Linked DNA regions of Mus musculus: region 1 is linked to region 2. Evidence: chromatin loops called from intact Hi-C (ENCODE). Cell type or tissue: heart. All regions are shown on one strand. Each heading gives the region's core, and the rest is flanking DNA. Links, peaks and the distances in the headings are about the cores only.

Region 1 (8,329 bases), core at 262-8,261, 620 kb before region 2:
GTGTGTCAGTGTCTGTGTGACACTGTCTGTGTGTCAGTGTCTGTGTGTCAGTGTTTCTGTGACAGTGTCTCTCTGTGGCAGTGTCTCTGACAGTGTCTCTGTGGTAGTCTCTCTCTGTGTCAGTGTCTCTGACAGTGTCTCTGTGGTAGTCTCTCTCTGTGGCAGTGTCTCTGACAGTGTCTCTGTGGTAGTCTCTCTCTGTGGCAGTGTCTGTGTGGCAGTGTCTCTGTCTCAGCGTCTCTCAGTGTCTGTGTCTCTCAGTGTCTGTGTGTCAATGTCTGTGTGTCAGTGTCTCTGTCACAGTGTCTCTCTGTGGCAGTGTCTGTCTCTGTGTCAGTGTCTCTGTGTCAGTGTCTCTGTGGTAGTCTCTCTCTGTGGCAGTGTCTGTGTGGCACTGTCTCTGTGTGGCACTGTCTCTGTGTCAGTGTCTCTGTGGTAGTCTCTCTCTGTGTTAGTGCCTGTCTGTTAGTGTCTGTGTGTCAGTGTCTCTATCTCAGTGTCTCTGTGGCACTGTCTCTGTGTGGCAGTGTCTCTGTGTCAGTGTCTCTGTGGTAGTCTCTCTCTGTGTCAGTGTCTCTGACAGTGTCTCTGTGGTAGTCTCTCTCTGTGTTAGTGTCTGTGTGTCAGTGTCTCTATCTCAGTGTCTCTGTGTCAGTGTCTCTGTGGTAGTCTCTCTCTGTGTTAGTGTCTGTGTGACAGTGTCTCTCTCTCAGTGTCTCTGTGGCACAGTGTCTCTGTCCCAGGGTTTGCTGGATCACCCTTTCCCTTCGTCCTCATTGCACATCCACCCAGAATCTGCCACACAAGAGTGACCCACGCAAGGATGGCCATTTGTTTAACTTGTCCAAACCAGGTTACCCTTGACCCAGAGACACTCCCTGGCCAGCTTGGTCATTGGGGTCACCCTACTTGTGAGCCATGTGACATAGTCAGCTGGAGAGAGAGCCCATTTCTGTGCCTAGCTGCCAGTGAATGAGAGCCCTTTTGGAATTCTTCGGAATTGTTGTTGCTCAAAGGCTGTCACCATAGCAACAAGGTCAATAGGAAATGGCAGCCGTGAGTAGGTTTCATCCTCACTGTATCCTTGTTGACAGGAATAAAGGCCCTGCTTCTGATTTCTTGGTTCAACTAGATGAAGTTTTCATTAGATTTAACTTCTCATATCCAGACACCCACATGCTAGTCAGCTCCCCATCTCCGCTCTCATTTGGAGGCGCACCATCGGGGCTGAGGGTTAGGCGTGGCGTGCATACTGGCTGTGTGCAAGGATCCTCTGCGTGCAGCATCTCCAAGGAGCCTGGTTGCTGTGTTGGGACTCAGCATGCTAGAAGCCCCTTTCTACTGGGAGACCTAGACTTCATGCTCAGTCACACCCACCTCTGGAGAAAGCCAGAAGCTGAGGTTTGGTGTCAGCTGTGGAGTGGGGAACTCACCCTGGCCATATTGTTTCAGAGGAGAGGGACACTGGATGTGAGGGGCCGGGATGCCTAAATCAGGGAATCTAGACCACATGGTGATAGTGTAGCCTTGGCTTGGAAAAACCGTAAAGGTGGACGGACATGCTAGAAACTGTCCTTGGCTGAGAGCTTAGCCTCTTCTCCCTGGGATGGTGACTCTTCACAATGGTAGTGAATGTGCCAGAAACCCTGACTTGCTGGCAATGCTGGAAGATCAGTGTGGCAGCGAGAGGAGTTGCTTCTGGTGTCGGTTTCAAACCTGGAGTCCCTAGTCCTTCCCGCTACTTGAGGGAAGAGCCAGTCAACGGGGAAACATGTAGTCGTAAATAGTTGGGTACCCAGTCCTACAGGGCCACTTGAAATTAGGGACATTTCATATGGCTGGCTTCCCTTAGGGGAAACTCCCTTCTAACTCTCCACTATGTGGTCCAGAGATCTTGATTCTTACAGAGACATAAAACCTAGGGAGATGGAGTGCCACACTTCACTAGAGCGTCTCCTCTTTAGCGAGCTGATCTCTGAGTTAGAATCAGACCCTTGACTCTCAGGCTTAGGGCAGGTCTGAGAATAAGCCACAAAGGTTGGTTGGGCTGGTGAATGGGGAGGAGAAAGCCAAAGGAGACTTCTGGAACAGCCTACGGGTACAAGTGCCCAAGGAGCCTCAAAGAACAAGCAGCGAGGGACAGGCAGGAAATCAGAAGCATGTTCTTTCTGGGGGACACATCCGCTCAATAGAATCTAGCCTGAAGGAAAAAAAAGAACATTTGCAAAACAAACCAAGGTCCCACGGGCAGGGGTGGGAGGTGTCTGCCAAAGGCACCCACCTCTGTGCCAGGCTGGAAGATGGCCAAGGTGCAGCAGGATGAGGTCTGCAGCCAGGAGTGTGGCAGAGCAGAGCAGGGCTCAGCCAATCTGAGGCTCCAGGACAGTAGCTCCTTTCCCAGGGACAGCAGAGGGCACAGGGAATCCTCTGCAGGCCTTTGGGGGTCTATCTTTGTTTTCCCAGACTCTCAGGTCCTGCAGTGACTGCAGGACACAAGACTTCTCTCCCTAAGGACAGAGCTGCTATTCTTGGCCCCAGGGACAAAGGTATAGGTATGGTCCATACTCAGGACTTTTCTTGAGTTACAGTCAACAAGTGTTCAGCAAGGACACCCCCCCCCCCCCCCCCCGTGTCAGCCAGGCCTTGGTGGCACAGGCCTGAAATCCAAGCAACCCAGAAGGCTGAGATGGGAGGAGCATAAGTTCAAATCCAGTCCGGGAAACTTAGCAAGATCCTATCTCAAAATGGAAAATAGAAAAAGGGCTTAGCACTGTGGCTTAGTGGTAGCACTTGCCCAGCATGCGTGAGGCTCTGGGTTTGAACCCCAGCCTCATGGCTTCCAAGAGATCACACTGTGTGCTGGCACCAAGACTCAAACTACAAATCCAGAAAATATTAAGGGTTGTAGTTCTTAATTAGGAGCCTAGGGAGACATCTCAGTTCTGGAACACCCAGAAACTAGGTCTCCCATCTCCGGGACATTTCCCTCTGGAAGTTCCCTGATAAATCTCCGACCGTGCCTCCCTGCCATCCCAAGAAGTCCAAGGGTGAGGGTGCTAGCTCAGCTTTCCAAGCAAGAGCCCTGGGTTTGCCTCTTTCTGGTGTCTGCCTCAGGCTAGAGTTTCTAGGAAATACAAGCCTGGAGAGTCTAGCATGAGAACGGTTTGTAAAACACCCAGAGTCCCCTGGCTGGCTTCCACCCTAGACATCAGAACAAAGTTGGACAGGGCCCCCAAAGCCTGCTTTTCCTAGACCTGCCCAGGTACTTCAGAAATGAAATGGTTCCTGCCGCTGGCTGCTCTGTGCTCGGGGCTCACCTGCGCTGCAGTGATCCGAAAAAGAAGGTGCTCTGAACCCCAGACACCAAGGTGTGAGCCTGGGCGCCAAAGCTCACACCTGACTTAGAGTCTGTCACTCCTACCCCAGAGCTCTTCCTCCACTGCAGGGACACTGGATGAAGCCTCCCTAGCAGCAGTCAACCCAAGGCTGGTCTCTGACACTCTGCTCCTCTCATGGCCACATCTGCAGTCCGTGGGCAGTTGCTTTGTCACTCTGAGGCCAGCCACCCCACTCCACAGGCTGTGCTCAGATAATTCCCGCAGGAGTGCTAGGCACATCCTGGAAGCGTGCTACTATGACTGGCCACCAGGTGGCGCTAAATGACCAGGAACTGGTCTAGAAGGCGCAGGGAAGGCGCACCCTTGTTGATTTTATGTCTTGATACTCCATAATCACCAGGATTACAATCTAAGCAAAAAAGCAAGACAAATAAACACCTGCCCCATGAAGAGTTTGTCTTCGTTTGAAAAAAATCACGAGAAAACATGATACTTTGAACGTACCCCCTAAGGCTCAGGTGAGCACCAGTGAGCCTCTTGGGACAGATGGGAAGTTGCTGTGGGGACTGGGTGGGGAGTTCCCAGGAAAGGCAGGTGCTATCACGTACTGCCCTGTCTCTTCTTTGCCTCTGAAGCTTCAGTTTCACACTGTGGGGTCCCTGTCTGCAGTCTCCCTAGCCTATGCTGGCTGCCCTGGGACTGGAAAAGACCCTTGCTGAGTGTGCGGAGAGGGGCCAAGACATGGCTTCTAAAACCATTTCCAGTAAAGACAGAAGAGTCAAGGCATCTGAGGACTGCTAGGATCTAGAAGAGCACCCTTAGCCTCTCGCTCACCACGGCCACCACCCCGTGCTTACAGCGGCCTTTACCCTACAGCCAACATGGCTCTATCCCACATGCACTATGACCTTCAGCCCACACTCACCAGGGCCTCTCCTATGATTTCCCTTCCCCATACTCAACATGGCTTCAATCTCTTCATTCTCACATGGTCTCCAGCTCTGACCCCTACTCAACAAGGTTTCCACACTGACGCCTACCATGGCCTCTACCCAGCATTCAACACAATATCTCTTCCCTCAAGTTCAACATGGCCTCCACCCCGGACTCAACACAGATGACTCCCGCTTCCCATGCTCAACATGGCTTCTTCTCTTCTCTCACACTAACATTCAGCCCACTCTCCATCCCCACCGTCACCTGGGCCTCTAACCCCAAACTCAGCATGGTCCCCATCGCTTCAGAGTCCTGAAGGCCTGCAGCCCTGCAGGCCACAGTCCTGACACTGACACACCATTTCTACTCACATCGCCTCTGCTTCCTTCTCTATGTTCCGCACACTGCCTGGGATGCCCTGTAGCCTTCCGCCACACCATCCTCCGGGCTGGTGGCCTGGGGCCCCTACAGCATGGCTATCCTTGAGACAGCCCTGTGATGCCTTCTCAGCAGGCCCCCTTTGATTGGGTTCCCCGAGGGATGGCCTGGGCTTCCTCCTGTCTGGCATCTTCCCAAAGCACAGAGCTCAGTGGTCCCACTCTGGCTGGAGGAAGACAGGAGATGTCCAGGTAGCCCTTGGGTGCCCTTGCTGGGCACACAGGGGTTGTGAGATAAGGGCTTGGCCTCCAGAGGGCGCTGTTCTGGCCTTTGGGCAGGTTTTTCCTCCTAACTACAGCCACTACATGGGTCATTTGACATCTATGATGTCATTTCAGGGCCACACAGACAACATTGTCACCCGTTCCAGGAAAGAGGACATGGCCACTCAGAAAGCTCAGGTGTACTGGCCAAGTCTGGGAGAGGGGGTGCTACCTTCACACATCTCAGAGATGCCAAGTTTACATCCAGCCTCTGACCTCTGCTGGAAATCCTTTTACACAGCATCCCCTTGCTGGCACTGTCACCCAAATCATGGAGCCATGGAGCCATGGAGCCACGGAGCCACTTCTCATGTGTACGTCCTAGTCTGGCAGGTTACCAACATGCCCTTGGCCTTGACTCGTCATAGACAAGGGGTCTGGGTTGCTTTGGAGAAAGTTTCAGAAGTCATAGGGTCAGGAAACCAAACCTTCCCCATTCTGAGCTCTTGTGTGTGTCCTGGTCTATGGGTGTCCAAGATGGCGAGGGTGCTGTGTGCATGTGGGTATTTATATGTGCAAGTGTGCATGACATTGTGGGACAATGCAGGAGCAGTGGGGGAATGAGGTGGCTGCTGTCCCAGGCCCAGGATCTCTTTCCAGGCAACTTTCCGACTTGGCCCTCATTTTGTAGCTGAAGACACCTGCCATAGGCATCTATGGACCTAGAGTGACATGGTGGGGTTCCCAGAAGACAGTTGGGCTGAGCTGGCTGAAGGCTGGAGCCTTCTGAGGGTGGTGGAGGCCTGCTGAAACTCAGGTCTTGCTTGTTCTTCAGGGCCATCTGGCCATCCAGGGTGCTCCAAATAAAGCCCTAAGGTGGGGACAGCTGGGCAGGATTGTGCTCAGGGAAGGGCTAGGAACAGCTTAAAAGCCTTGATGCATCAGTCTGGCTGCTAGCTGGGAAGAGGCTGGGGTACTCTTTCCTAATGGGCAGCCAGGAAATGGGATAAGGCAGAAAGCCATGGGTGCCCTATGGGAACCAGTTTTATCTAGCTCTCCGTTGGGTCACAGAAGCTGAGAGTGCCCGATTTGGGCCATGGTGGTGGTGGCTTTGAGCCACTGAACAAATTTCCCAGCAAGCTAGAAGGACCAAGAGCCAGAGCCTTGCTTGCCGACCAGCCGTCCACTCGAAAGCATCCCTCTGCAGCTGGCCTGGGAGGAGAAACTTTGCTCTTATTAGTGAAGCTTGCTGGGAGCTAAGCTGAGTCTCGGGGACAGCTGTAGGAGAGCAGGTTCCAGGACTTCCAGGATGTGACAGGCTGTATGCAAATGAAGTCCATCTCTCCCACCCCAGACAGAACTCCAGGCAGTCATGCCCAGACATTGGCCTGAGAGGAGCAGTTGGCCATACTGTAAGCCAGCAAAGACGAAGCTCACAGGGTCCTCGTGCACACTGCACCGGGGGAGAAAGTCATTTCTCAAAACGTGCCTAGCAAAACGCTGTAGTGCCTCAGAGTCCTCCCCAAGTGGGGGTGAGCCTGGGACAACATGTTGCTCAGCGGCACATGAGTAGAAATGATGTGTTATTTTGTGGCTCTGCCCTTAAAGGGAAGAGGCTTGCTCTCCAGTTTTCTCCTTTCATTGGCCAGCATACAGTTGTGATGGGCAAGGGCTGGAGTGGCCATCTTTAACCTGTAGAAAGTGAACAGCATCCTGAAAATGGCAGAGCACCGGCAGGGAGGAGCCTGAGGGGCTGGCTTCAGATACAGGGGACGGGCATCTCAATTCTGGACTTTGGAAAGACGTAAAGGTGGAAGCCAAATGTATTTCTTTTTTGACTTAAGCCACTGTTATTTGGCCAGGAGGGGTTACAAAAGTCAGGGAGGCTCTTGGGAAACCTGTTGGGAATCCAGTCAGACATCTTAATTTTCCCTCTGTGTTTGCTCTTTCCAGGAGTGCTCCTGAGACTACGGGTGAAGGGAAGGCCCTTTTGTCCAAAGAATCAGGGAGCCCCTCTCCTGCTTCGAGACAGGTGAGACAGAGACTGAGTGTGGACAGAGGCCTGATACCGATCAGTGTCATGTTCCGATTAAGCCACTGACAACTCTGATGGGCAGAGAGATCGGGAAACATCAGGGCATCAAACAGGGAAGCCTTTGAAGGAGTGTGATTTATGAAGCTAATGCGCTTGGCTCCAGCCTTCATACTATGCTGGATTCTGGAACCCGTCTGATGGCTTCTTGGCTCTCAGCAAACAGTGCTTTCCCCGAATACTGCTGGCTGGCACCTGTGTGCTATGGAAGCCCAACCAGCAGCTAGGCACTTAGAGGGGCTGTGTTTCCAAGTGCTGGTCCCCAGGCAGGGCTGCCTGCACAGCAGAGGCCAGGGCAGGCATACACCAACCGTCGAGTGATCCAACCACTTGATCTCCTTGTAGTTTTTATGTCAACTTCCTTGATGCACAGCAGGCTCTGAACAAGCATTCATTCCTCCCCGTCCCCCAGTTAAACCTCAGAAGCCAAACTAAGTCTTTGTCCCCGGAGTTTGGGAGCCTGAGACTCTTGCCTAGCCTGGAGGTGGCACCCTTGTGCAAGGGTCAGGAGACAGGACACTGATGGCTTTGGGTAGAAACTGTCTGTGTGCATTTAACGAGGAAGCCATAGGCAGGGCATAGGGGTTGGCTTGGCAGACATGGCTTTCCCTGTAGCATGTCCCTGGTGTCCTTCTGGCACAGACAGTCTCTGGCACTTGTGTCAGGACCCAGTCATCTGCTCCTGGTGGCCTGGGTAGAGCCTTTCATCTGCAAACAGGCTCTAATTTGCCAATGGCAGGCAGCAGGATGAATTCCTTGCCGTGACCCAGAAGACAAATATGACCGTTCCAGAGGGGGGAAGCTAATGTGCTCCCTTCTACCTGGAGATGGGTTTTGGAGCCAAACAATACCTAGACAGAATACTGAGGGTGTGGACCAGGGGCAGAAGCCCTTGGACTCTTCCCACTTTTCCAAGTAAAGAGTCCTCCCTACGGCCTTTAATTTGGAAGTGGTAACTAAGTACCAGCAAGAAGGCAGGGGACACAGACATCACAGGTGTCAGGGGCGTGACTGACCACCTGACCAGAGGGCTGAGGCTGAGCCCAAGGATCAGTGTCTGCCTCTGTCTCCGACCTTATATAACCTGCTGGCTGGCGATGAGACAGAAGACAGAGTTTCTGGATGCTAATGCACTGCCTTCTCAGATTGCTAGATTTCTGGAGAGAGCGAGATGTTAATCCCAGCCTCTGCTCATTGGCTTCTGTGAGTGACAAGTAGCAAGAACTGAATTCCAGTTTCACGGTGGCCATAAAACCAGCACAACGGTTAGTGTCCTGAGCCTGAGCTCTGGCTCTGTTTACTCTTAAACCAGGTGGCATTAG
Region 2 (8,329 bases), core at 36-8,035:
AAGAGAACCATGTCTGATGTGCTCCAGGTGTGGACAGCTTCAGTAACCAGAGGCCAAGTAAACAACCTGTAAACAAGTAAACAACCTGGAGGGGGGAGGGGAATGGGGAGGATGACAAGGCAACTGCCACTCTCACTTCTGGGCAGATACCATGGCTACTGAACAGGGAGGCAAAGAGAGGCAGGGCGTCCAAGGAGGAAATGGGAACAGCTGTCCAGCAAAAAAGGAGGAGACCTGGTGCTGGGTGGAGACATCCAGTCTGATCCAGGTTAGAAGGAAACAGACAGATGGATCAGATGTTTGGGATGGGGAAAGGCAAAACCATGGACACTCAGAGCTCTGGCTTTAACCAACGAGTTTGTATAAACTGTTTATGTTCTATGAGACGGGGCGTACTCAGCCCAGGCTGGCCTCAGTCTCCCCAGTGCAGGGACTGCAGGTGTGGCCCGGCCCAGCTTACCCTTCATCTTCACTCTCTTCCATGCTCTTTCGCCCACACTGACTTCAGCCCTCAGCAGCTTCTAACTCGGATGCAGACTGCAGCGCATCAAACCAGGACCTGCCGGAGCCACCCCTCTCTTCCCAGCCCCCCTCCTTCCTGAAGAGCCTGGCTCTGAGGCCCTCCATCAGCAGCACCACTCACAGAACAACTTCCTATCACCGGGCTTTTAAAAACAGGTACTTTCTCTAGCTTGAGTTTATCACTGTTTAAAACGTTGTGCTAGTTAGCAGTAATTATGTAAATGCAAGCAGCCATTTCTATTTTTAAAAGGGAACCCCATTTAGCATTCTTACATCCTGAGATGTTTAAAATAGCTAGTCCAGTGGTGCCTTCGCTTTATTCAAACTGTTTGCGGGTTTAAATACAGGTTCAGCAGAAACCAAAGTAAGCCAAACATTTGCTTTCTATTAAATGTCTAAATCAGAGGATTAAAAAACAAACTACTTTACATTTGACAGAAAGCGGCCATCAAATCAGCACCATGGCAGCACACTGACTGCCAGACAGCAATGACATTGGAGAAAGAATCAATTTAGGAAAGGATGGATGGATTTCTTTAAACTCTTCAAAAAGGGAGAAAATACATTTGAGCAAATCTTTTAATTATAGCATCTTCCAAAGAACCTACAAAGCCTTTCTTCTTCCCAAACCTAATGCTTTTTAAAGGCAGCTTTGCCCCTTAATTCCACATGAAATATTCAGTACAGCATAATTAAATTTTATTCCATGCTATTTTTACTGGGTTCACTGAAATAGAGGGTGCCCGCATCTTTAAAACAAACTTCCCAGCAACTTAGCTTACACAATAAATAGCTGGTTCTCAAAACTAAACTTAAAATGCAAAACCTACTTTAAAGGCCCCTGCCACTGCAGGGCAGTCACGCAGGTACTGAAAAGACAGGCTCGATCCCACGTCCCACCAACCTTCACAGAAGCTACCAACCCAGCTGTTTCCCTGTCTTTGCCGCAGGCACCGGGCAGCTCATTTTTCGGTTTCTCTGTGGTGGGAAAGGTGGCAGAAGTGTAGCCAAGCACCACCTGCGGCTGAGAGACCTGTGGTTTCACTATTTGGATAACTAGTTCTTGGTAAGTGAGGAGTAGGCCTGATGGTTTGGAATTTTTATACAAACTGAAATCATAATCACTCTTGCAGTTAGGATCAGTAAGTGGGTTACGGAGTCCAACACAAGAGACGGGGAAGTGCTAAGTACCTCAAACAGTAGACAGGACAGCTCATTCTGCCAAAGTAGCCAAGCACTATGGCCATTCATGTGGGCTCAAGAGAAAAATAATTCACGGTGATGTAAAACTCCACTAGGAACAACATCTTCACCCTGGATTTTGCCAACCTGAGATTGCCTCTGCTGACAGGATTACAGAGTTCAAGGTTTATGGATCACAGCCAGACTGTCCGATGTTTTACAAAGAGGGCAAGCAAACCGACAACCACGATTTGCACAACAGACACTAGAAATTTTAAGGACAGCCACCAGAAAAGAGGCTCGGGACAGCTCTCCTGAACCTCTGGTGCCAGACTACAACAGACAACAGTTCAGACATGTTTTCGGCTTTAATGAAGCTGTTGGGCTTTCAGAGGCTCAAAACTTATCTCAATCCGTTCGTCTTTGCAGAGTCACCTTTACTAACAACCGAAAAGGTCCTCATGGCACACATCTGTAGCACTCCGGAGGCAGTGGCAGGAAGAACTCTGAGTTCAAGGCCTGGTCTACACGGTGAGTTTCCAAGACAGCCGGGGTACAAAGACACGCTCTCAAAATAAACATACAAGGTGGCACTCAGGAAGAGAAGGGAGGGGATCAGAAACGAAAGACTGTCCTCGGCTATACTGCAGCTAGAAAACCAGCTGGAGTCAAGTCTCAAAGGGGCAGAAGGGGAAAGCAGCAGATGCTACCTACCAAACTCACCAAAGTGGCTGATGCTTGAAGCCTAGAGCGCTGTTACCACAACCACCAGTGCAGGGGACTCAGCTCAGCTGCTCTGAGAAATGGACATGAACCAAAAGCAAAGACGAGCAAGGTACACGACCACCGCTATTTAACTTTCATAGGACAGGAATGGGTATTATCTAATATACAGCCACCTCCGTCACACACGCCAACGTCTTCTCTGAAGACGCTCTGCTGTTTCCATCCACAGTCCGACGTTTCTGTAAGGCATTCTGCTATCTTCTCAAGAACTTGCCCTTACCGAGGATCTCTTTCAAATAGCTCAGCGGCACTTAGAAAAAAATGCTGCACATCTCTCTGCCGCCAAGGTTTATCTGCAGCACAGCATGCACCCAGAGCGCAGTCACTAAGCCTCACAGAAGCAGTCCCAGTTACTCGGGAGCCATTATGGTGCCAATGTAGTCAAGGCAGTCATCACTTACAGATGAGCCCATGCTGCCTGAGCCCTGGTTTCTTCAGGCCTAACAATGTCAACTCCAGAACAGCTGATAAAGGTCTAGAAGAAGGGAACTGTCTACGGGGTATCAAAGAATTATTATGCATGAACAGCCCGATGTCAGCACAAGTCCTCTCAGTGCAGAGGACAGCAGCCTTTTCAAACGGGCATGTTACAGGAGCTGTGTGCTAGAGGTGCTGGGCTGCTTGCAGAATGGTTAGGACCAGGGTCTGTGTTCTCACTGGGACCCTCCACTAGATCAACCCTTGATCCTCTTACATCATCTAGCTCATGAAAAAGGGACAGTGTTCTCCCTTCTCATCCTCAGCATAAAGAAGCAAGGTGACAAGTGTCTGGCATGTCACTTTCTTTTTTTTTTTTTTTTTTTTTTTTTTTTTTTTTTAAGATTTATTTATTTATTATATGTAAGTACACTGTAGCTGTCTTCAGACACTCCAGAAGAGGGAGTCAGATCTTGTTACGGATGGTTGTTAGCCACCATGTGGTTGCTGGGATTTGAACTCTGGACCTTCGGAAGAGCAGTCAGGTGCTCTAACCCACTGAGCCATCTCACCAGCCCGGCATGTCACTTTCTTAAACTGAAGTACATGAACCTCAAGGAGCTTCCGTGTATTTCAATAACTGTACTTAACAGTAGCTGGCAGACTAGATGAAGATGTGCGTTAGAGGGGTCTGAACTGGAGTTCTGCCGTTCTAAAGGAACATCTGGGGATCCCTTACTCACTGTGAAAGCAGACAGACAGACAGACAGACAGTAGTACATTGTCTTCAGTCTAAGTGTATGAGAAGCAGCTACGAGATTACAAAACTGCAGAGCTGAAACACAATGCCATGGACTGCCCCCTCTCTCTCTTCAGGCTGCACACAGCGGTAAGTATACAAATAGGGAGAATACTTACACATTATGATGCTGGAAAAGCGCAGAAAGTGTTTCTAACATCAAATAGCCAGAGACATGGAACGAAGCCAAAACAGAAGGTGGTCTGGGACAAGTGCCAGGTCTACCTGCAGTGGAAACTCACATACTGAAGGCAAACATTTCAGTCTTCAGCAAAATGCTAAGTGGACACCTACACCCGATTTGATCCAGGTGCATTGATTATAAAGACACTCTTCAAGAAAACCCGGCAGTATCAAAGCAGTATGTGTAAACTCAGTCTCATCTTTGTAACTTTGTTGTTAAATTATGAAGCTAACCCAAAATAAAGGTGGCTTTTTTTTCTTTTCTTTCTTTCTTTCTTTCTTTTTTTTTTTTTTTTTTTTTTTTTTTTATGTACCAAAGGCAGGGCTTGCTGTTAAGCAGAGGAAACACGACTTTCTTTTAGCAGCCATCCAGGAAGGTTCATCTGTCGTTGGCCCTTGAGCTCATCTTTTACCTTCATTCTCTTCAGGGTCTCACACACAGGCTAGGCTCCCTCCCTACTTCACAATGGCCACATAAGGCAGAGCCATGTCCCCAGGCCCTAAAGCTGTAGAGCTAGAGACAGATTCAGTGTCTGCTTTACCTGATGCCAAAATCCAAAGTACTAGAATCTGGCCAGGGTACCTCGGAGGGAAAGCTGGCTACAGAGAACACCAGGGAGCACATAAGGTCATCAAGACCTACCTACCCACTGAGTTGGGGCCAAGCTGTGCCTGTAAATCACACAAAGCTAGCAGGCAGGACCTTTTCTTAATCCAGGAACTGACAGCAATGCCCCATCTCAAAAAGGCAGAGTAAGGAATGCATCTGAAATCATTTCATAGATCCCCCTGGGAAATCTAAATGGCAGCAAGCCCATCTGAGAAGCCCCCCACTCAGAGCACTGCTTTCAACTTGACTGAAGCTGTTGCTAAGTCAACCCCATGGCCCAGGCTTAGTGGAGTAACTAACTGGCAGGCATGAAACACAAGAAAAAAGACAAAATTCAAGTGGGTGTAAATCAGCAACCAAGGGGCCTTCAAAATCACAAGGAAAGGCTGGCAAAAATCTCCATGTAAAGTGACTCCTCTTTAAAGGCTCCTGGGTCAAAGTTCCTCTGCCTGATGTCCTCTGTGTACCAGCAGAGGGCACTAACTCATGCAATCACTCTTGAAAAGCTTATGATATGTAATACAAACTACAGGAACACTGAATGAGAACTAGACTTTAAATGGATGACGTGCTAAATATGCGATTTTAACCGTGACTTAAAACAATCCGTTTCACTGAACCCCATAAAACTTAAAGGTACACACACATACACACAGCAGAAGCATATATATGTATGTAAACAACAGCAAGCCAATCAGATCTTTAGAGTGATAAAAAGACATTTCAAACTAAAAGCAGACATGAAGAACTTGACTTCTCTTCCATCTTTGGCCTGAGCGATCTGTAACCTGGTCCACCTCTGCCAGCTCCTTTCACATAGGCACACAACAGGAACACCAACCAAGAAAGACTAGTTGATTTCTTAATATAAGAAGCCGTGCTTGATGAATCAGGAAGGAGACGTTGACTGTAACAAAGTCATAGTGCACTTTATTAAGCGGAGCTTCAACCCCTCTAAGAATAAAGAGCATGCAGTTGTGTTCACTATGTCCTGGGTTGCTGTTCCAAGCAAGTTACCACACCCTTACCAGGATTACCACGTGTTACCCTGCACCAGGATTTACTCACGCACACAATTCTGAGGGGTCTGTGAGCTCTGCCTCGTTAGCCACTTCCTGCAATTACATTCTCAGCTCAAAACCTATACTTCTTCATGCGCTTCCACCGGAGGGAAAGGCCACTCAGTGACATGCCTGGTGCAGGCAGCACCACTACCACAGCTTTACCCTCTGGGTTTGTTGTGTGACACACAAAGGTTTGGACTTCGTGTTCCTTAAAAATGGCTATGTCTGGTTTGATCGAAGCTATTAGACACTTCCCAAGTGAGGACAACTTGGGTTTGATTGGCTCTTTGTCCTGGTTTTAGTGGACTGCTTCTGTGTGTAATAAGCAAAGTTTACAATTGAGATGCACAAAGCTGACAGGTGAAATGCACTACCCTGGAGAAGTTTGACGCTGCAGACTTGTCATCAGAAGGCACCATCACTACAGACTCACCTTGAGATAATGGCCCACATCACAGTCTTTGTTACAAAACAAAAACTAAAGAGTTGCAGGAGTGACCACCGAGAATACACAAAGGGCAAAGATGGAGAGTGAAGGCTGCTGGGCCAGGACTTTTGTTGTCATTCTCTATATGTGGACTTGCAAGCATAACAACTGGCCCATGAGTGCTCTGGGCAACATAGGAATACCACAGAGTACACCTATCCCATACACTAAGCCAGTCCTGGGACCACGAAGTCCTAAACTCTCATGAGGCAGCTACTGATGGCCAAGATGTCGTTCCCTCCAGCCCCACTTGTCCTGGCTAACACCTGCTCACTAGACAGCGCGTGGGCACTGGGATTACTGGGTAACTGAAGAACTGGGCACTGGGAACTGTCAGTCACTGCGATCACTGGGTAACTGAAGACTACTCAGGGCCTCTGCTGGCTTTTCCATGTCCCTGGACTCTCCTCAGTGACGGTGATACTACGCCACGCCAGTGCAGTGACTCACATTCCATCTGTCTGCTGCTGCACCATAAACACCACACTCACAGTGGCTCTGCGATTCATGATCCCATCATCTTGGATACTCTGGCTTCTCGTCCCTCCCTGAACTAGCTGCAAAACAAGACTTCCTACATGGTAATTTTCAATGGCATACAGCCCATAACAGCAAGTTAAAGACTGAGAAAAACGCAACACTAGTGGCCCACTCGTTCACTGAACAGCATTTATTGATGTAACAGGAGCTGCCTGTATGCTGGCGACAGAGACAGCAACAGGCCCTGCTCTCACGGAGCTTCCATTCTTTGGGAGGCAGTAATCAACACATAAACAGGTCATTGCTGTGGTAATAAGAAAGGGAAGTTTGCTGGGGGGAACAGGGGCACAGGGAATACATGGTGCAGGCCACTCCCCAAGGTAAGTGGCTGCTGTACTCTTTCACAGTCACTCTGGATGAAGTTTAATAGGTCACTCAAATCTCTTTCATTCTTAGTAACATTCAGTTCATGTAAACTTGGGGTTTAAAGTACAGTTAACTCACTAACAGAACTGTCCTGAGACAATCAGGAGCTGGCAGGGCAGCGCGCTCCCCCTATGCGCTCTGCTGGCTTCCGCCCCATGTGTCAGCCCTCAGGGCTCCAGCTCTGTGGGCCCCTCTTCTTGCTGCGCCCATGAACAAGTGTGTGCTGAGAGCCTGAAATAAACAGGTGTGAAATGGGTCAAGACCGTCGCTTCTATTTCTGTTTTTAACTGAAGAAAATGTGCCCCACTTCCAGAGGCAGAGAAAGAAGAGAACATGGGAATAAAGGCCAACTAAAGTATATTTTATACACACATGAGTGTGTACATGTACATGTGTCTCTACCCCACACATGACCTATTTCCCTAAGGTAAGTCAAAATTGGGCCTTATGTAAATATCTTTTTGACAATGTTACAGTATAACTTTTATTAAACTATAACTCTGAGAGACCACAAAACTTTTAAAAAATCAAATTAGAAGTTAAAAGTTAAAAAAAAATCAAGGTCCAAGCTCAATTAACACTAATTTTACAGACGGTTCTTACTCTGCATATTCAGCACACTCCTGGAGTTTTTGTGTTTTTCTGACATGGCGTCCCAGGGGAGCCGTTAGGCACAATGAGCTCTCTAATTCAGATTAACATGTCTAAGTACATACTGATAGAGCAGGCGACACCTTGAGAGTGTGCTAGAGTGTGTCTGTGATGCACAGCACTGAGAAGGCCGGCTTAACTCCCAGCACCTCCAGCTCAGCACCACAGGCCAGTTTCCCAGATTCGAAAAATATAGTATTTCTAAGGGATGCTGAAGGCTTAAGTCAAGGACACTTTTTAATCAATGTAAGGTCTTAACAAGCTGCCAGAGACTTCCACTGTGACCCTGAATCTACCACAGAGCACGAAAGTGCAGGAGGGAAGCCAGCGGCCCATGCCTCCCTTGCTTAGGAGTGGGCAGCACTGAGCGGCAGACAGCGAAGGGGAGAGCATTAGGCTTGCTAGTCACAGACATGGGAGTGAAAGGTGCGGGCATGGCTGCCTCTCAGCCCTCACATCAGCACACTGTACGCAGGACAGTGTTGGACAGTGTCGTTCAGGGCTTGAGGGGAGTCCAAGGACCACAGTTCCAGGCTCTGCTAAGTGTACCATGGGCCTGAGTATGAAGAGGATCCATGGCCGTCTGCAGATCAAAGGCCTCATGCCCGAAACCCAGGTGTTATTCAACTAAGTGAGCAACTCGAGCTATCAGGATAAATTGAAGATTTCAGCATAAATCGCATGTACATATACTGTGACATCTCTGTGTCAAACAGCAGCTT

Evidence for each region. A loop is a pair of places that touch in the nucleus more often than their neighbours do. Peaks named below come from ENCODE experiments on the same cell type or tissue, not always from the same donor. Only the 100,000 strongest peaks of a DNase experiment are listed, where the experiment ranks them.
Region 1: a loop joins it to region 2, with 2.1 times the contacts of the local background. A loop is called at or near these places in 4 of 42 quality-filtered maps.

The regions. Positions count from the first base shown.
Region 1 is chr4:151,153,495-151,161,823 of GRCm38, forward strand. All of the region lies in intron 7 of Camta1 (calmodulin binding transcription activator 1), which reads right to left. It overlaps Gm52711 (a long non-coding RNA gene), which reads left to right and starts at 5,100. Exons shown (of 3, transcript XR_003955319.1): 1 at 5,100-5,289; 2 at 6,869-6,947. In heart, for the core only: CTCF peaks have their summits at 3,644 (motif pointing right), 4,949 (motif pointing right), 7,494 (motif pointing right) and 7,697; a DNase peak (open chromatin) is centred at 3,617; H3K27me3 peaks cover 4,235 bases.
Region 2 is chr4:151,773,746-151,782,074 of GRCm38, forward strand. All of the region lies in intron 3 of Camta1 (calmodulin binding transcription activator 1), which reads right to left. Among named protein-coding and RNA genes, the nearest start is that of Gm52710, 42 kb to the left of the region's middle. In heart, for the core only: a CTCF peak has its summit at 4,972 (motif pointing right); no DNase peak of the experiment used is centred there.